4 separate regions of the Homo sapiens genome follow, and all the other regions are linked to region 3. A link is an interaction called in ENCODE POLR2A ChIA-PET data of the cell type or tissue named here. Cell type or tissue: CD4-positive, alpha-beta T cell. All regions are shown on one strand.

Evidence for each region. ChIA-PET counts read pairs that join two places held together with the same protein. Peaks named below come from ENCODE experiments on the same cell type or tissue, not always from the same donor. Only the 100,000 strongest peaks of a DNase experiment are listed, where the experiment ranks them.
Region 1: POLR2A ChIA-PET joins it to region 3 with 5 read pairs; 2 of 35 experiments call an interaction of 5 or more read pairs at or near these places.
Region 2: POLR2A ChIA-PET joins it to region 3 with 6 read pairs; 7 of 35 experiments call an interaction of 5 or more read pairs at or near these places.
Region 4: POLR2A ChIA-PET joins it to region 3 with 8 read pairs; 10 of 35 experiments call an interaction of 5 or more read pairs at or near these places.

The regions. Positions count from the first base shown.
Region 1 is chr3:138,666,725-138,671,724 of GRCh38, forward strand. The region is part of intron 19 of PIK3CB (phosphatidylinositol-4,5-bisphosphate 3-kinase catalytic subunit beta); the gene reads right to left. Among named protein-coding and RNA genes, the nearest start is that of FAIM, 60 kb to the left of the region's middle. In CD4-positive, alpha-beta T cell, no CTCF peak of the experiment used is centred here; no DNase peak of the experiment used is centred here.
Region 2 is chr3:138,724,854-138,729,853 of GRCh38, forward strand. The region is part of intron 8 of PIK3CB (phosphatidylinositol-4,5-bisphosphate 3-kinase catalytic subunit beta); the gene reads right to left. Among named protein-coding and RNA genes, the nearest start is that of PIK3CB, 110 kb to the right of the region's middle. In CD4-positive, alpha-beta T cell, no CTCF peak of the experiment used is centred here; no DNase peak of the experiment used is centred here.
Region 3 is chr3:138,779,189-138,784,188 of GRCh38, forward strand. All of the region lies in intron 2 of PIK3CB (phosphatidylinositol-4,5-bisphosphate 3-kinase catalytic subunit beta), which reads right to left. Among named protein-coding and RNA genes, the nearest start is that of PIK3CB, 53 kb to the right of the region's middle. In CD4-positive, alpha-beta T cell, no CTCF peak of the experiment used is centred here; a DNase peak (open chromatin) is centred at 2,033; H3K4me3 peaks cover 594 bases; H3K27ac peaks cover 1,102 bases.
Region 4 is chr3:138,706,959-138,711,958 of GRCh38, forward strand. It overlaps PIK3CB (phosphatidylinositol-4,5-bisphosphate 3-kinase catalytic subunit beta), which reads right to left. Exons shown (of 24, transcript NM_006219.3): 11 at 201-331. Among named protein-coding and RNA genes, the nearest start is that of FAIM, 100 kb to the left of the region's middle. In CD4-positive, alpha-beta T cell, no CTCF peak of the experiment used is centred here; no DNase peak of the experiment used is centred here.

The DNA of each region.
Region 1 (5,000 bases), 110 kb before region 3:
CACTCAGTAAATACTCGGGTACAGCTAACCAAGCATTGTGTTAGATCCTGGTGATACAGAAATAAGCAACAAACAAACAAGAAAACCAGAGCAGCAGTCCCTACACTCACTGAGCAAATGTACAATGTGCATGTGTGATCTCTGTATAAGGAAGAAGTGCCAGGAGAACATGGCAGGAGTCAAAAAAGACTTCCTGGCCGGGTGCGGTGGCTCACACCTGTAATCCCAGCACTTTGGGAGACCAACGTGGGTGGATCACAAGGTCAGGAGATCACGACCAGGTCAGCAGATCTGGCCAACATGGTGAAACCCTGTCTCTACTAAAAATACAAAAATTAGCTGGACGTGGTGGTGTGCTCCTATAGTCCCAGCTACTTGGGGGGCTGAGGCAGGAGAATCGCTTGAACCCAGGAGGCGGAGGTTGCAGTAAGCCGAGATTGCGCCACTGCACTCCAGCCTGGCGACAGAGCGAGACTCTGTCTCAAAAAAAAAAAAAAAAAAAAAAAGACTTCCATGTGGAGGAATGACAGCAGGGCTGGAGGAGAGCACAAGGGGGAGCACAACAGAAAGATGAGGAAGACACAGTAAGTGGTGAAAAGACCATGCAGGTTCCTGTTGGCCATGTAAGGACTTCTGTCATACTCCTAAAAGCACTGAGAAAGCTTCCGAAGGACTTTATGAGCGACAAAGAGAGGCTGTGTGTGTGTTGTGGGGAGGAGGGAGTATATGAGTGTGTTAGCATGTATCACAATCAGATAGTTTCTAAAATTAAACAGTTTCTAAAAGTCCTTCAAAAAAATTGAATTATTTTATGCTTTTTTATTTATTTTTATTTTATTTATTTATTTATTTTTTGAGACAGAGTCTCGCTCTGTCGCCCAGGCTGGAGTGCAGTGGCGCAATCTCGGCTCACTGCAAGCTCCACCTCCCGGGTTCACGTCATTATCCTGCCTCAGCCTCCCGAGTAGCTGGGACTACAGGCGCCTGCCACCATGTCTGGCTAATTTTTTTTTTTGTATTTTTAGTAGAGACGGGGTATGCTTTTTTAAAAGCACTTTTCATCCGGGCACGGTGGCTCATGCCTGTAATCCCAGCACTTTGGGTGGCCGAGGCAGGTGGATCACCTGAGATCAGGGGTTCGAGACCAGCCTGGCCAACAAGCTGAAACCCTGTGTCTACTAAAAATACAAAAAATTAGCCAGGCATGGTGGCAGGCACCTGTAATCCCAGCTACTCAGGAGGCTGAGGCAGGAGAATTGCTTGAACCCAGGAGGCGGAGGTTACAGCGAGCTGAGATTGCACCATTGCACTCCAGCCTGGGCAATAAGAGCAAAACTCCATCTCAGAAAAAAATAATAATAAAAGCACTTTTCTAGTTCTAGCAAAATGAGGTTGGGGGCAGAACTGTCAAAATACAAAATAAGAGAATGAAGCATTCTCCTAATGCAGCATTAATGTTTTTAATGAGACCCCTTATTCTTATCATGACATAACACATGTAAAGCAAACACTGCCAGGTTAAAGTGCACTTTCTCACTTTCCTGCATCTCCTCTCACTCCAGTTGCAGCCAAGGTAGGCAGAAGTCCAATAACTTCCTTTTCAAAAGCAGGCAACGATGAAAGCTTTCAGTGCCTTGAGGGTAGAATGTTCACAATGAGAAGGAAAAAACATCCTTCTCAGAGAGTTTGACAGAAGTCAAGCTGGGGACAAACTCTTGGAGCCCTAATCATCTCACCTAGGTACCCTCTGCACTCAACTTCTACACTTCTTACAAAGGCCAAGACTACAATTTCAGTAATGTTTACCCTCCTTTCTCAGACTCTCTGACTGAAGTAGCAATCTGTTACCTTTCACACTAAATCAAACATTTAAAAATGAAATAAATTCTACAACACGGGGATGGCAGCTCCATATCCTTACTCTAAACAGGTATATAGCAAGTTATCTGGCTTTAAAAATTTGTTTTACAACTTGTATATATTCATGGGGTAGAAGTACAATTTTGCTACATTGATATATTGCACTGTGGTGAAGTCAGGGCCTTCAGTGCATCCATCACTGTAGCAACACACATTGTACTCACCAAGCAACCTGCCATCAACCACCCATGCCATCCCTCTAAGTCCCCACTACCCATCAACCCACACCCTGCTTCTATGTGTATATATTATTTAGCTTCTACTTATGAGTGATATTATGTGGTATTTATCTTTCTTATCTCTGATTCTGACTCTGACACAATGACCAAAGTCTGAGTAGTACCTTAGCCATGGCTTCCAAAGGAGAAAAGTTTAAATCTTTTACCTAATGCTTGCATTATTTCCACCTTCTTCCTCCAACCCTCTGAGATGCTGACACCACTATCATTAAATAACTTTTGTATAGGTCTCTTAAAAGGGAAGTAGGCCAGGTGCGGTGGCTCACGCCTGTAATCCTAGCACTTTGGGAGGCCAAGGTGGGCGGACTGCTTGAGTCAAGGAGTTTAAGACCAGCCTGGGCAACATGGTGAAACTTTGTCTCTACAAAAAGTAAAAAAATTAGCCAGGTGTGATGACAGGTGCCTGTGGCAGCTACTCAGGAGGCTGAGATGGAAGATCACCTGAGCCCAAGGAGTTGAGGTTGCGGTGAACCATGATTGTGCTACTGCACTCCAGCTGGGGTGATACAGTGAGACCCTGTTTCAAAAAAAAAAAAAAAAAAAGGGGGGGGGGATGTAAAATGTAAACTCCATTAGTGTAATTCAGATATGAAGTCTTAATGGAGGCAACTGTCAAAAAATTGATTTCACATGTATTTGTTGGGGTAGAGTGGGGGTGTGCAGAGGACTGGCAAATCTACCCACGGCCAGATAGGTTTATATGTAGCCAGCCTATAAGATTTGCTTATTACTTCTTCACCAAAGGAGGTCAGGGAGTCCTAACACATCAATGTCTTATAAATGATCTAAGCTGACATGAAAGGTATCAAAAGAGTATTTTGGAACGTCATAGAAAAATGAAAATGAGCATTATGTATTTTCATTCATGCAAACATGGCACTGTTACAAGTACTAAAACAGTAATGTACAGAAGGTACCTCAAGATTTGGGATTGACCTTAAAAGAGTGTGTGCTACATGACCCACTTTAACCTAAACAGCTGGCCGAAAGAAAAAACAAACAAAATAGAAACATTGGAGCACATATATTTATAGAAACAGTAAAAAAGGTTTGGTGAGAAAAAGGTACCAGTTTGGAAATGAACTTAAAAAAAAATTAAAGTCCTTCATTTTTTAAAAACATGGGGTCAAAGTACAAAAAGTCAGCAAAGATCTCACTGGACAGACAAGTTCCTTTTTCTTCGCACAATGCTTCCCATCAGCTAGACACTAGGTTTATTTCCAGCACTCCCACATGTGGGTGCCTCCCATTGTCTGAGGTCACAATGAACTTCATTTGATGCTAAATGTGCTTTACATTTAGATAAATAAAATCAAAACTAAGAGAGAATAACTTGGTTGGGGTTTTCAATTAGGCTGATGGAACTAAGAATGCCAGGAAACAGTCTTTAGCTTAGCTTTTCATAACTAAATGAAGCTCATGATATGGCCTGAATCTACTAATTAGCAAAGGAGACCACTGTGTAGCTTCTGTGCTAACCTTGGAAAGAACAAATGAGTTACTAAACTTCAGCTTAAAGTTTCCCTCCTTTTTTGTGGGATCAGTCAAGTAAAAACATATTCCTGGGGGCTTACTTTATATAGGAGGAGTTGGTAAACTCTTCCCAGAATGAGCCAGATAATAAATATTTTAGGCACTACAGACTAAACACTCAACTCTGCAGTTGCAGCACAAAAGCAGCCATACATAATATGTAACCAAGTGGCTGTGTGCCAATAAAATTTCATTTACAAAAACAGGTAGCCCAGGTCCAACTGGGTTTATGGTCCTCAAGCAGACAGTTTATTCTAATGACCTATTCCTCTTATCTATGCAGTATACCTTATGAGTGTTTGAAAAACTAGCTACCTATTCAAAGCTACTAATTCTATTTTTACACAGCTGCATTAGAAATTCCTCCTAATTTAAAAGAAAAAAATCTGTCACCTGTAGTAGCCACAGTGTCCTTTTTAGATGAATTATGATCTCTTTTCTTTATTCTAATCACAGCTACAATCCCAAATTGCTCTTTCTACCTTTACACTACTGGAAAGTGTAACTTGGAAAAACCTAAAAATAAAAAATTATTTCTTTTTTTAAAAAAAAGGAAATTTAGGTATTTTAGGCACCATTATACTCTGATAAACAAAGAGTAGTACTAGACATGTCTTACCACATTATTTTCTCACTTAGCCAGACTGGTAAAATAATAAACAGGCATTAATTTAGAGTCTGACAGTCCTGGATTTGAATTTAGCTCTGCCATTTAATATTTCTGTAACCTTTGTTTAAAACCTCTAGCATTTTAATTTTTAATGTGTTAAAAAGAAATAACATAGCCCCATAGATATGTAAGCCTATACGATATTACTTACGAGAAGAACTTAATACAATGCCTGGTTCAGTCAATAAACAGCAAGGGTTGCAAGTTTTAAAAATATATATACACATATGTTTCATAATAACAGACTATAACTGAAACTTAAGAAATTAATCAGGAGATATTATAATCTTGCAGGAACAAAGTCGATCACACGTCTAACCGTTTCCAGCAACCTTGTAGACTAAGGTTGTTGCAGATACTAAATCACATTAAAAAAATGATGAAGTCCAAAGGTTTTATAAATAGGTGTGGTTAAAAAAGAAAGAAAAAAAGACCTCTAGGTTCCAAAAATAGAGATTTCTCACAGCAGTGGCTCAGGAAGTTAGACTTGGCTGACATTTCAATGCCCACCAAAAACAGTCACGGACTTAGGCCCATGAGGTAGGATCTGGACCCGACAAAGAACTGTTAGGAATAACACTCAAAATCCTAAGGAAACTGAACACTTGAACAAAGGATTCTTAGCAAAGCAATTTTAC
Region 2 (5,000 bases), 54 kb before region 3:
AGCTTTGTTCTGACTTATGAGAAGAATACTACATGACCTTCAACTAAGGATAAAATGTTAGAGACAGTTACGTTAAAATGTATTCATTCATTGCACAAATATTTATTCAGTGTTCCAGGCACTGAAAGAAGATAAAAAGAGGAAAATACGGGGAAGGTGTGGGGGTAGGGGGTGTGGGTGTGAGGTTTGAAAATTTACCTGTTGGGCAGTGTTCAGTATTTGGGTGATAAATACACTAAAAGCCCAGACTTCACTTCTATGCAATATATGCCCAGACTTCACTTCTATGCAATATATGCATGTAAGAAATATGCATTTATACTCCCTAAATATATATATTTTTAATGTTTAAGATTAAAGATACAAGTTCCTTGGGTTATATACTTTAATAGATAAGGAGTCCTGAGACCTATATAACTAGGCTATGGGGAATTATGATGTATGACTAATACGTGTGATACAGGATATGTCTGCACTTGTATTTCTCTTGGGATTCTTGAATTTGTGTTTCTGTCTTTTGCTGACTTTGCCGATAATCTAGTTTCCTGTGATTATTTCCTTAAGTAGTCTTCCTGAACTGTACTCTTTCTCTTATTTTTCTCAAAGTCAGATTGCACAAATGTTAGACTTTCTAGTATTTTCTCACAGGTTCCTGGGGCTCTATCGAATTTTTCTCCCATTTTTCTCTCTGTTGTTCAAACTGGAAAATTTGTATTGATTAATCTTTAAGTTCACTGATCCTTTCCTTTTTCATCACCATTCTGCTATTGGGTCCATTCAGTGTATTTTTAAATTTCAGTTATTATATTTTTTAGTTCTGAATTTTCCATTTGATTCTTCCTTATATCTTCTATTTAATGGCTGAAACTTTCTCCCTCTCCAGTCCCTCCTGCTGATTTGCCCTTAGTTGTTATAGCATTTTCATAACTGCTTTAATGTCTTTGTGAGATAATTCCAACATCTGTGTCATCTCGTCACTGACGTCTATTGAACTATCATTGTCCACACAACTTCAGATTTTCCTCATTCTTTATGTGTCAACTAATTTTGAATTGTATTCCAGATATTTTGTCTATTATGTTATGAGACATTGGGTCTTGTTTATATCCTATGGAGAATGTTGATATTTTTGTTTTGGGGGACCATAGTTAGTTAGGTTCAACAGTTGGAAGTTTCCATGAGCCTTCTGTGAGCTACAGTTCCGATACCAGTTCAGTTTTCAAGTCTTCTTGCAGGGCTATTTGCATCTGTCCCATGTGTGCACTACACATTAACCAGTTTGAGACTTGGCTAATGGAATATGCCACTGTTCAGTTCTCAAAGTATGTAGACTGTTAAGAGCAGATCCTCATATGCACAGCTCAGGAATAAGCTTATAAACACAGATAACTTTAAGAGGTTGCTTTCCTGAGCTTATCTCACTCTGCAATGTTCCAAGTATTTTTTAGTAGGCTGGGGTTCCCCTTTACTTGTTATCCAACCAGAAAGCTGCGGCTTTATTCACTCACACTTCCTGCAACTATGCTAAACACTAGGGGGGTGAGGGAAGGGGAGACTTACTCCATTCTCTTGTATCTACAACTCCTATAATTGAAACGGACATTCAACTCTGAGTCTTAGGCTCTGCCTGTCCCCGCTTCTCCTGCCACTGCCACTGCTACCACCGTTGCTATTGCCACAATACTGTTCAGAGACCGGGGCAATGCAGAAGAGAAAAAAGAAACAAAAAGAGGAGAAAAAGAGGTACAATTCATACATTCTCTGAGAGTTAGAAGACCCCTTTCCCACTAGAGCTATAAACAGCTATAAATAATGTCATCTTCTAGACTTTAGGCAACACTGAGTTCAGGCTTCTGCTGAATATTAATTAAGATGTACACATGAAAGAGGAAAACACTACAAGGCTAGCCAGGCTCGGTGGCTCATGCCTGAAATCCCAGCACTTTGGGAGGCTGAGGCAGAAGGATCACTTGAGCGGAGGAGTTCAAGGCCAACCTGGACAACACAGTGAAATCTCGTCTCTATAAAAAGTCAAAAAAAAAAAAAAATTAGCTGGGTGTGGTGGTGCATGCCTGTAGTCCCAGATATACAGGAGTCTGAGGCAGGAGGGTATCTTGAACCCAGGAAGTCAAGGCTGCAGTGAGCCGTGTTTATCCACTCCACTCCAACCTGGGTGACGGAGCAAGACTGTCTTTAAAAAAACAAAAAACAAACAAAAAGCCCTACAAGGCCAAGGAAAGATTGATCAGGAAGCTATATGCTACAGAATTCCAAGCACTCCCACAGAGATGGAAGATGTTCAAGTGCCAGGGAGGCAGAGTGGTGAGTCAACACTGAACATTTGAGATTTCTGTTATAGACCTCATACAGAGTCATGTGTCCTATATGATCTCTCAGACTGCAAATACGATGGATTAGACGCCTGTGATTAGGTTATACTATATGATACTGTCAGCTTTAAGGAGGGCAGAGAATCCTCAGTGAGACTGACTTATTTGTTGAACCCTTAAAAGACACTCAGCTCTTCCTAGCAAAAGAGTCAAAGAATGAGAAAATTTGATGCGTGAGAAATTTTCCAGACTTAAAAGTTAGACAGGGCCACAGGGCAAGGATCTGAGAGCTGTCTCTAGTTACAGAGAGAAGACCCCAGCCAACAGCCAGCAGGGAATTGGAGACTTCAGGCCTACAATCACATGGAACAGAACTGGGCCAACAACTTGAATCAGTTCAGAAGCAGACTCTTTCAGAGCTTTCAAAAAGGAGTGCAGCCAAAGTACACCTAGATTGCTGAGCTAGTAAGTAAATGTTGTTTTAAGTTTATGGTATTTTGTTATCCAGCAACAGAAAACTAACATAAGGGACTACTATGAACTTTATGCCAATAAACAACAACAAAACAAATTCTCTGAAAGACAAAAATTACCAAAATTGACACAAAAGAAACAGAAAATCTGTCTACCATACCCATTAAATAAATTTTGAATTTCTTTCTTTTTTTGTTTTGTTTTGTTTTGTTTTTTTGAGATGGAGTTTCGCTCTTGCTGCCCAGGCTGGAGTGCAATGGTGTGACCTCAGCTCACTGCAACCTCCGCCTCCCAGGTTTCAGTGTTAGCCAGGATGGTCTCGATCTCCTGACCTCGAGATCCGCCCGCCTCGGCCTGTTGGTTAGGCTGGTCTCGAACTCCTGACCTCAGGTGATCCACCCGCCTCGGCCTCCCAAAGTTCTGGGAATGTAGGCATGAGCCACGACTCCTGGCTATAAATTAAGTTTCTAATTAAAAACCTTCCCATAAAGAAAACTTAAGGCTCAGCTGGCATGGAGTAAGTTCAATTAAATATTTAAGCAATAAATAATACCAGTCCAACTGGTATTTTCTGAACGTAAACTTGTTCAGAAAATAGAGAAGGCTTCTCACCTCATTATATGACCAACGTTATTCTAATACCAAAATCAAAGAAAGACATTACAAGTCAAGAACACACCAATATTCCTCAATTTTCCTTATGAGCATAGACCATAAAATCCATAACAAAATATTAATAAGTCAAATTTAATAATGTATAAAAAGGCTAACACATCTTGACCGAGTGAACATTATTTCAGAAAAGTAAGGTTGGTTTCAACTTTTGAAAACCAATGGATGCCAGGCGCAGTGGCTCACGCCTGTAATCACAGCACTTTGGGAGGCCGAGGCGGGTGGATCATGAGGTCAGGAGATCGAGACCATCCTGGCTAACATGGTGAAACCCCGTCTCTACTAAAAAAAATACAAAACATTAGCCAGGCATGGTGGCGGGTGCCTATAGTCCCAGCTACTCAGGAGGCTGAGGCAGGAGAATGGCATGAACCCGGGAGGGGGAGCTTGCAGTGAGCCGAGATTGAGCCACTGCACTCCAGCCTGGGTGGCAGAGTGAGACTCCGTCTCAAAAAAAAAAAAAAGAAAACCAATGAATTAAAATATACAAATCATCTCAAAAAATGCAGAAAAAGTGATTAACTTTTTCTTAAAGGATAAAAATTTTCAGCAAACTAGGAAGAGAATTTCTTGAATAAGGGGCATCTATGAAAAAAACTACATTATATTTAAAGTTGAAAGACTTAATGAATGCTGTCCTTTAAGATAAAGAACAAAATCAAGATGGCAGGCTGGGCATAGTAGCTCACATCTGTAATCCCAGCATTTTGGAAGGCTGAGGTGGGTGGATCACCTGAGGTCAGGAGTTTGAGACCAGGCTGGCCAACATGGCGAAACCCTGTCTCTACTAAAAATACAAAAATTAGCTGGGTGTGGTGGCAGGTGCCTATAATTCCAGCTACACCGGACACTGAGGCATGAGAATCACTTGAACCCGGGAGGCGGAGGTTGCAGTGAGGTGAGATTGCGCCACTGCACTCCAGCCTGGGTGACAGAGTGAGACTCTCTCAGAAAAAAAAAAAAAAGAAGGTCTACTATAATGGTTAATTTTATGTGTCAACTTGATTAGGTCACAGGGTACCCTGGTATTTGGTCAAACATTTTTCTGGGTGTTACTAATGAGATATTTGGTCAAACATTATTCTGGGTGATTTTGGATGTGATTAACATTGTGATCAGTAGACTGGGTAAAGCAGATTGCCCTCCCTGATGTAGGCTAGCCTCATCCAACTAGCTGAATACCTGAAGAGAACAAAGACTGACCCTCCCCAAGTAAGACAGAATTCTTCCTGCTTGACTGCCTTGTAACTGGGACATTGGCTTTTTTCCCTGCCTTGGGACTCTAACTGAAACATTGGCTCTTCCTGGGTTTGAGTCAAGCCTACCAGCCTTCAGATAGGAACTACACCCACTGGCATTCCTGGTTCTCAGGCTTTCAGATTCAGACTGGAACTCAACCACTGGCTCTCTTGGGTCTCCAGTTGCCCACCTCCATAATCATTTAAGTCAATTTCTTATAATAAATCTTCTATATTTTTTGCTTATTTATATGTGATAATATAGATATAGCTATACATATTGTAT
Region 3 (5,000 bases):
CATTCTCCTGCCTCAGCTTCCCGAGTAGCTGAGACTACAGGTACCCACCACCATGCCCGGCTAATTTTTTTGTATTTTTAGTAGAGACAGGGTTTCACCGTGTTAGCCAGGATGGTCTTGATCTCCTGACCTCATGATCTGCCCACCTCAGCCTCCCAAAATGCTGGGATTACAGGCGTGAGCCACCACGCCCGGCCTTCTTTTTTTTTTTTTTTTTTTTGAGACAGGCTGTCACTCTGTCACCCAGGATGGAGTACAGTGGCACGATCTTGGCTCACTGCAACATCTACCTCCTGGGCTCAAGCAATCCTCCCACATCAAGCCTCCCGAGTAGTTGGGACCACAGGTGCATGCCACCATGCCTGGCTAATTTTTTGTATTTTTGGTAGACGTGGGGTTTTGCCATGTTGCCCAGGCTGGTCTCGAACTCCTGAACTCAAGTGATCCATCTGCCTTAGCCTCCCAAAGGGCTGGGATTACAAGCATGAAATCGCTGCACCTGGCCAAATTTTTTTTTTTTTTAATAGAGACAGTGTCTTGCTTTGTTGCCCAGGCTGTCTTGAAACCCTAGCTCAAGCAATCCTCCTGCTTCGGCCTCCCAAAGTGCTAGGATTACAGGTGTGAGCCACCATGCCTGGCCCAAGGGCATTTCTTATGAGAAATATTTTCTTCTAATATACAGATAACTTTAGTATATCAGCAAACAAGTTAATCTCTAAAATTAGAATTATGCAGGTCCAAGTTCTACTGAAATTTAAATGGCACTGAGAACTTTTTTTTTTCTTTTGAGACAGAGTCTCGCTCTGTTGCCCAGGCTGGAGTGCAGTGGCGAGACCTCAGCTCACTGCAACTTCTACCTCCCAGGTTCAAACAATTCTCCTGCCTCAGCCTTCCAAGTAGCTGAGATTACAGGCACACATCACCACACCCGGCTAATTTTTGGTATTTTTAGTAGAGACAGAGTTTTGCTAATGTTGGCCAGACTGGTCTCGAACTCCCGACCTCAAGTGATCCACCCACCTTGGCTTCCAAAGTGTTAGGATTACATGTGTGAGCCCACCAGAAAACTAACTTTTGTTTTTTTGTTTTTTTTGTTTTTTTGAGACGGCGTCTTGCTCTGTTGCCAGGCTGGAGTGCAGTGGTGCAATCTCGGCTCACTGCAACCTCCGCCTCCAGGGTTCAAGTGATTCTCCTGCCTCAGCCTCCCAAGTAGCTGGGATTACAGGTGTGTACCACCATGCCCAGCTAATTTTTGTATTTTTAGTACAGATGGGGTTTCACCATTTTGGCCACAATGGTTTCGATCTCTTGACCTCGTGATCTGCCCACCTTGGCCTCCCAAAGTGCTAGGATTACAGGTGTGAGCCACTGTGCCCAGCCCTTAAACTATAATTAACTTACTTTAGTTGTGAATGTTACTATCATTTCCAAAAAGAAAGCAGTGTGGGCTAAATGTTTTTAAAATTATGTCTTTTTTCTTTTTTTCTCTGAGACTTTTTTCTGAGTGTCTCTCACTGTCATGCAGGCTGGAATACAGTGGCGCCATCTTAGCTCACTATAGCCTCTACCTCCTGGGATCAAGCCATCCTCCTGTCTCAGCCTCCTAAGTAGCTGAGACTACAAGCATACACCACTTCACCTGACTAATTTTGTGGGGTTTTTTTGTTTTGTTTTTTTGTAGAGACAGGGTATCGCTATGTTGCCCAGCCTGATCTAAAATTCCTGGCCTCAAGCAATCCTCCCGCCTCAGCTTCCCAAAGTGCTGATGTTACAAGCATGACCCACAATGCTCCAGCTAAAAATTAAGTCTTTACATAAAAATGAAACTTCTGGGCTCGTGCCTGTAATCCCAGCACTCTGGGAGGCCAAGGCAGGAGAATCGCTTCAGCCCAGGAGCTCAAGGCCAACCTAAGCAACACAGTGTGACCTCATCTCTACAAAAAAATAAACAAAATTAGCCAGGCATGGTGGTGCTCACCTGCAGCCCCAGCTACTCAGGATGTTGAGGTGAGAGAATTGCTCGAGCCCAGTAGGTTGAGGCCATAGTAAGCCAAGATCTTGGCACTGCACTCTAGCCTGGGTGACAGACTGAGATCTTATCTCAAAAAAAAAAAAAACAACAAAAAACGAAAATGAAACTTCTGGCTAGGCATGGTGGCTCATAGCTGTAATCTTAGCACTTTAGGAGATGGAGGTAGGAGGGCGGCTTGAGCCCAGGAGTTTGAAGCCAGCCTGGACAACATAGTGAGACCCCCATCTCTACAGAAATTTTTTTTTTTTTTGAGATGGAGTCCCACTCTGTCACCCAGGCTGGAGTGCAGTGGTGCAATCTTGGCTCACTGCAAACTCCGACTCCCGGGTTCAGGTGATTCTCTTGCCTCAGACTCCCGAGCAGCTGGGATTACAGGTGCCCACCACCACGCCTGGCTAATTTTTTTGTATTTTTTAGTAGAGACTGGGTTTGTCATGTTGGCCAGGCTGCTCTCGAACTCCTGACCTCAGGTGATCTGCCCGCCTCGGCCTCGCAAAGTGCTGGGATTACAGGCGTGTGCCACCGTGCCCGGCCCAAAAAATTTTTTTAATTAGCCAGGTGAGGGGGTGCACACTTAGGGTCCCAGCTACTTGGGAGGCTGAAGTAAAAGAGGATCACTTGACGCCAGGCAGTCGAGGCTACAGAAGGCCACGTTAATGCCACTGTACTCTAGCCTGGGTGAAAGAGCGAGACACTGTCTCAAAAAAATTAAAGTTTTAAAAAACAATTCCTATTACCCAACTTTGGTTACAAAACTATCAAGACAATTTCCTTGCACTAAATTGCTAACACAGACCAAATTTATGAATCAATTGACTCAAGCTCTAGCCAACTTTGTTAGATGTTTTAAAATATATTTAAAATTCTTATTTTCCAGAGAAAATGTAGACTATTTAAACAAGTTATATTTCAAAAGCAACTAGTATCATACCAATACATTTGCCTACAACTAAAACTTCAGAATTATTTCATCTCACATTATAAGCTTCCATTTGCTATAAGGCCATGATGCAGTTTGTACTCGGGCCTGGATAAAGCCACAGAGCTGTGAAGACCTTGGGTGTGATAAGAAGGAGAAGACAATGATTAATACTACCTTTAGCATCTCATAATCCTTCAAAATTGAATTGGAACAAGGCGAATGAAGAAACGATGGAAACACTTTGCTTGTGCCTTTTAAATTTAATCACTAAGGAAGAAGGGTGTGTGTGTGATAAATCTCCTGAGTATAGATCCCTTTTCTTATACCTTAGAAATTGAGACCTACAGAAATATGACAACTATACCAAGGTCACTATGGCAGAGACTAATTTTTTTCTTCCACAGTTACAGGATTGTGGCTGGGCACTTAGCGGATACACATTCCAACTTCCTGTGCAATTAGAAGTGGCCATGTACTAAGTTCTTTCCAGTGGAATGTTCAGTGGAAATGACCTGTGTCACTTCAGGTCAGGGCTTAATTTAAGAAAGTTGGTGTGACACTTACACCTTCTCTTTCCTCTTCCACTGGTCATAGTGGAATAGAGGATGACAGAGTCACAAGATGGAAGAAACCATTTGAAAGAGAACCACCTACCAAAGAGGGCCATCCAACTTAACTGTTCCACGAGTGAGAAATAAATGTCTATTAAGTTTGGACCATTATTCATTTTTGGTCTGTTGACAGCAATTTAGCCTTCACTAATTTAGTCAAACACATAATCTAAGTAGCTGCAAGGCCATGATTAAAACCCACATATCCTCCCTCAGTCAGTCCAATATCACTGTTTTCCTTATCACCCTTCATCCAAACAGAAAACAGAATTATGAAGAGCAGTGGGGGATATCATTAATGAGGCTACCATTATGACACCAGCAAATCATTCACTCCTGCTGAAGCTCAACAACTTTTATCCTTGTTCATTACTCTGCACAATGCATTTTAAAATCCCCTGGCAGAAATGAACATATCGACAGCTCTCCTCTTCCTCTGTAATCTTCTGATGAGAATTATTTTATTTTCATAAACAAATGTAGAGGTTAAAACATGTTAATTTGAGGCAGATAAAGAGGGTGATTTTTTTTTTTTTAATTTTTTTTGGGACAGAGTCCCACTCTGCCACCCAGGCTGGAATGCAGTAGTGTAATCATAGTTCACTGCATCGTCAACCTCTGGAGCTCAAATGATCCTCCTATCTCAGCCTCTCAAGTAGCTGGGATTACAGGTGCATGGCACCCAGCTAATTTTTTCATTTTTTGTAGAGACAAGATCTCACTATGTTGCGCAGGCTGGTCTCAAACTCCTGAGTTCAAGTGATCCCCATCCCCCGGCCTTGGTCTCCCAAAGTGCTGGGAATAGAGGCATGAGCCACCATGGCCCATGAGGGTGATATTTTAACAGAGACAATGTAAGACAGGAAATTAGCTAGGCAGGCAAGGAAAGAAAGACTATATGCAAAGACCTGAGAAACCTTAAGCATTTATGGAATTCAACAAGCAGAGTACAGGGGCAGAATGGTACTGGGGAGGCTGGTAGGTCAAATTAAGGTGCTGTTCTTCATGCAAAAGAACAAGAGATTCAATGAAGAATGTCAAACAGATAAATAAAAAATGATAAAATAAACAACTTTTGAAAGTTACAGTGTGAAAAAGAACATATAAAGAACATGAATCCAACAAAAAAAATTGGGATAATAATTAGTTTCCCAAAAGCCCAAATAACCCATAAACATATGGGGGAAAATGTTCAACCTCATTGGTCACCAAGAAAATGTAAATTAAAACCACACTGAGATGCCATTTCATAGATCGTTGCTTATGGGAGAATAAACTGATTTAACCTCTTCCAAAGGGAGTTTAGCATCAAAAATTGCATTACTAGGTATAATATTCTACGAAAATGCTTATCCGGGCCAGGCACAGTGGCTCACGCCTGTAATCCCAACACTTTGGAAGACAAGTGGATCACCTGAGGTCAGGAGTTTGAGAC
Region 4 (5,000 bases), 72 kb before region 3:
AGGTACCTTTTCTTACTTAGTCAGTGATAAAACCAAAACTAACAGAGTTAAGAAGGCTCCCTGATCCATGGTCTTCCCACTCAACAAAGCTGTCACTGTATGGGAAGTTTTGAAAGAGACAGATAGAGCTTAAACTATACATAGAGGAACTGATCATTCAATCATTTCATGCATAGAGGTCCTTTAAATAATTAGCTTACCTTATCGAAGGGAGGGTAATAATAAGGTTGTTTTTTATTCTCTGGAAATTTAACATGCAAAGCTGTTGCATTTTCAGTATATGGATTTGTTTGAACAGTTCCCATTGGATTCAACATTTCTTCGAGTTCATCTAAAACATGCAAATAATTTTGGTTCTTAAAAAATGTCTTTAAAACTAGGCTTTAAAAAAGCTGTAATGGATCTCCTCCCATGAAAATCACCTTAGAAGTATGTCAACTACAGAAGTGTGACAGACAATTCTATCAGTAATCCTCTAATTTTCTGTTAATGCTTGGAACAAAATTTCAGTGTGAGTTTGCATACATGTTTTAAAAATGAGAAAGTTAACAAAACTGAATGACTACTTTACCTCTTAATTCAAATTTAGTTCTCAATCTTGAAAAGACTTTAATTGGAACTGCTCTCTCTCCATCAAAATTAGGTGGCCCATAGAAACTATAATCTCATCACTACATATGGACTTCTTAATCACATGTAATCTGGTTTTCATGGTTGTCACAATAACCAAATTGGTATTTTAAGTCATCAATGACATTCTTCTTATCAAATCTAACGATAATGCTCTTTATTATCCTGCAACTGCTGACAGAAAATACCTTCTCTGGTAGCCTCTGGAATACTCCATTAAGTGGCGCTCCTTTTACCTCACCAACTGCTTCTTTCTTCAAGGTACTCCTTCCTTTTCCTTTTCCACCACGCTAAATATGGTCAATTCACAGAACTGTGTGTGTGATTTTAGAATTTCAGTGTAGTTAGAAAACTCTGGAGTTCGCATCATATAATTTTTTTATTTCACAGATAAGAAACTCATGATGAGAAAATAGAGTTAGGTGTACAATCTAAGATCCTCTCTCTCCAAAGTAATTTTTCTTTTCTTATACTGACTGTAGTACAGTTGTTCTTTCTGTATCTCCTAAGGAAAAAAAATATCAGCTCTACTCTAATTAGGTCTAATGTCCATAAAGTATGCACACTCAGAATTATTTCCTAAAGCTGGAAAATCTTTACAAGTTTTCGTTCCTTAATTCTTCGTTCATCTTTTTAAATATTTTCTCACCTCACGGACTCAATTTTTTCTTTTTCTTTTTTTTTTTTTTTTTTTGAGACAGGGTTTCTGTCACCCAGGTTGGGGTGCAGTGGCATGATCTTGGCTCACTGCAACCTCCACCTCCCAGGCTCAAGTGATCCTCCCACCTTAGCCTCCTGAGTAGCTGGGACCACAGGCGCATGCCACCATGCCCAGCTAATTTTTTAATTTTTGGTAGAGACAGGGTTTCACCATGTTACCCAGGCTGGTCTTGAACTCCTGAGCTCAAGAGATCCACCCAACTCAGCCTCCAAAAGTGCTGGAATTACAGGTGTGAGCAATCACACCCAGCCCAAACTCAATTTTCACCTGGATGGAGGCAACTCTTTTTTTTTTTTTTTAATCTTCCTGTTTTTTTAGAGACGGGGTCTTGCCACATTGCCCAGGCTGGATACAAACTCCTAGCCCCAAACGATCCTCCTGCCTCAAGCACCTGAGTAACTGGGACTACAGGCACACACACACCACTGCACCTGGCTCAATTCTAATAATTTATACAACTCTAGAGCTGATTTCTCAGCAATTTACAGTTTCATACTTCTGCTCTCTAGTACTATTTTACTTTTGTCCTATCAAATGCAACCTAACTGAAATCAAATTTAGTATTTTAGTACTTATTAGCCCCATACATAGAGGTAATCCTTTAGCCTTGTTCAAAAGTGATCAGAAAAAAAGGCACTCTTTTTCTGTGTGTATAGGGAGACAGAGTCTCACTATGTTGTCCAGGCTGGTCTCAATCTCCTGGACTCAAGTGATCCTCCTGCCTCAGTCTCCCAAAGCATTGGGATTATACATGTGAACCACCATATGTGGCAAAAAAAAAAGGCATTCATATATACTACACATGGAGAGCAAAAATTGATACACGCTATTGAGGAACAATTTGTAATGATAAGAATTATAAATTTATCTATTCTTTGAATCAATAAACCCACCTCTAAGGAATTTATCTCAGATATACACTGTACATAAGCATGGTTATTCATTATAGCAGCACTGTTTGAACTATCAGAACACAATTCTGCTTAAAAAAAAAAATCTAACAGTCCAGGCATGGGGGGAAAAACAGTTCTCTACATAGATACGTAGAGAAGATATGGTGATATGTAGATATGTAGATATGGTGAATAAAGCAAGAAGCAGAACATTACACAGAATGTGTCATTTTGTGTAAGTATAGGGGGAAAAACAGGAATCGACATTTGTATTTCCTAGTCCACATAAAAAAATTATGGAAAGTTAGGAAAAAAAATAATAAACGTGATTGTATACCTTGTAATGATGACCTAGGGACTCTGGATGGTAGATTATTTGTAGTTTCTTTGCTTCTTGTTTGCCCCTACTGGGTTAAATGTAACAATTCTAGAGCTGACACATGCAGAACTAATGTGTTCATTTATTATTTTTTATCATACATTTTCTCAGAGAGGAAGTCAGGTTCATAGTATTATGCCAAGTTAACACCACCAAAAATTGTAATTTTTACTAAAAATACTAGTCAAGTTGGTTGGTGATTCTGGAGAACATGTGTGAGTCTAAATTAAGATTCTCAAGAAAGTACAGTATTTTGCTGCTATATTTTATTGTATTGTGAAAGTTTAGTTCCTCCTAAGAAATATGTCAAATAGGCTGGGAGCTGTGGCTCATGCCTATAATCCTAGCACTTTGGGAGGCTGAGGAGGTGAAAATCACTTGAGCCCAGGAGTTCGAGACCAGCTTGGGCAACATGGCGAAACCCTGTCTCTACAAAAAATACAAAAAAAAAAAAAAAAAAAGCCGGGTGTGGTGGCGTATGCCTATAGTACCAGCTACTTGGGGGGCTGAGGAGGGAGGCTGAGCCCAGGAGGGCAAGGCTACAGTGAGCTGTGTTCAAGTCACTACACTCCAGCCTGGGTGACAGGGTGAGGCCCTGAGTCAAACAAACAAACAAACAAAAAGAAATACGTCAAATATACACAGTTCTCCTACATTTGGGGAATAACATAATTAGTGAAAACTGTTAGAGGTACATGCTGGAGAGGATAGGAATAGAAGGACACACACACACACACTATTAGATTGCAAAGAGTTTATAGATATGTCAGTAAATGATTATCCAAAAGTAATTTTTCAGGTGACAACTGCTAGTACATGAACATTTTGAAATGTCACTTACAAAGCCATGAATTAAAAAATTCAAATTCAAATTAGTTTACAACTTCACTAGATATATCAACAAACTATAAAGACAGGAAAAAAGAAAAAGAAAACCACTATTATAATGCAAGATTTACACTAAAAATTCCAACATTTGGGAAAGCAGTATAGACCAATGGGAAGATTTGAATAGTCTTTCATTCAAATCCTAGGTTTGAAACAGCTATGTAAGACTAACTTATTTTCTCTGAGCTTCACTTATCTGTAAAAATGGAAATAAAACCATCTACCTCACTTGATGAGGGTATTTTGAGTAGTATTTGAGAAATAAAAGCGTGTGGAAGGTGCTCCATTTACCTCAAATTTCAGGCTAAAGCCAACTAAAGAAAAAGTGTTTTAGGCTGGGAGTGGTGGCTCACGCCTGTAATCCCAGCACTCTGGGAGGCTGAGGTGGGTGGATCACGAGGTCAGGAGATCGAGACGATCCTGGCTAACACTGTGAAACCCCGTCTCTATTAAAAATACAAAAAATTAGCCAGGTGTGGTGGTGGACACCTGTAGTCCCAGCTACTGGGGAGGCTGAGGCAGGAGAATGGCATGAACCCAGGAGGTGGAGCTTGAAGTGAGCGCATATCACACCACTGCACTCCAGCCGAGGTGACAGAGCGAGACTCCATCTCAAAAAAAAAAAAGTGTTTTTACTATTTCTCCCTAATTAGAGATGTTCCTTCTACTCATGAAGAAAGTTAGCACAATTAGGAGCAACAAAGGTTATTATAAAGAAGACACTGTTCCTTAGGAGAATTTCTCAAAAAAAAAAAGAAAAAAAAAACCTACAAAAAATGCTGAAAGCAACACACATTCATTAAAATAAGAAATATATTCAGAAATACGGCCAGGCGCGGTGGCTCACGCCTGTAATCCCAGCACTTTGGGATGGCCGAGGTGGGCGGATCACCTGAGGTCGGGAGTTCCAGACCAGCCTGACCAACATGGAGAAACCCTGTCTCTACTAAAAATACAAAATTAGCTGGACGTGGTGGCACATGCCTGTAATCCCAGCTAGCAGGGAGGCTGAGGCAGGAGAATCGCTTGAACCTGGGAGGCAGAGGTTGCAGTGAGCCAAGATCACACCATGGCACTCCAGCCTGGGCAACAAGAGCGAAACTCCGTCGCAAAAAAAAAAAAAAAAAAAAAAAGAAGTTTAGTCTATTTCATTCCTAAATATGGTATGGAGATGCATAAGATTTAAAGACAAAGCTACCCATCACAAAACTTAAAAGTTATGTCCCATAGCGAGACTAGACAATCTCTAATGAGCTAAATGAATAATTTGTTAATACTAGAGTTAACTTGTTACTAGCAAAATAATGGTACATTATTTGTTGGAAGTATGTTTAAAATACTAACTTGTTAAAATAACCGTTTAAAATACAGGTCAGTAACAGTGGCTCATGCCTGTAATCCTAGCACTTTGGGAGGATCACTTGAGGCCAGGAGTTTTGAGACCAGCCTTGGCAGTATAGCGAGACCTTGTCTCGACAAAATAAAAAAA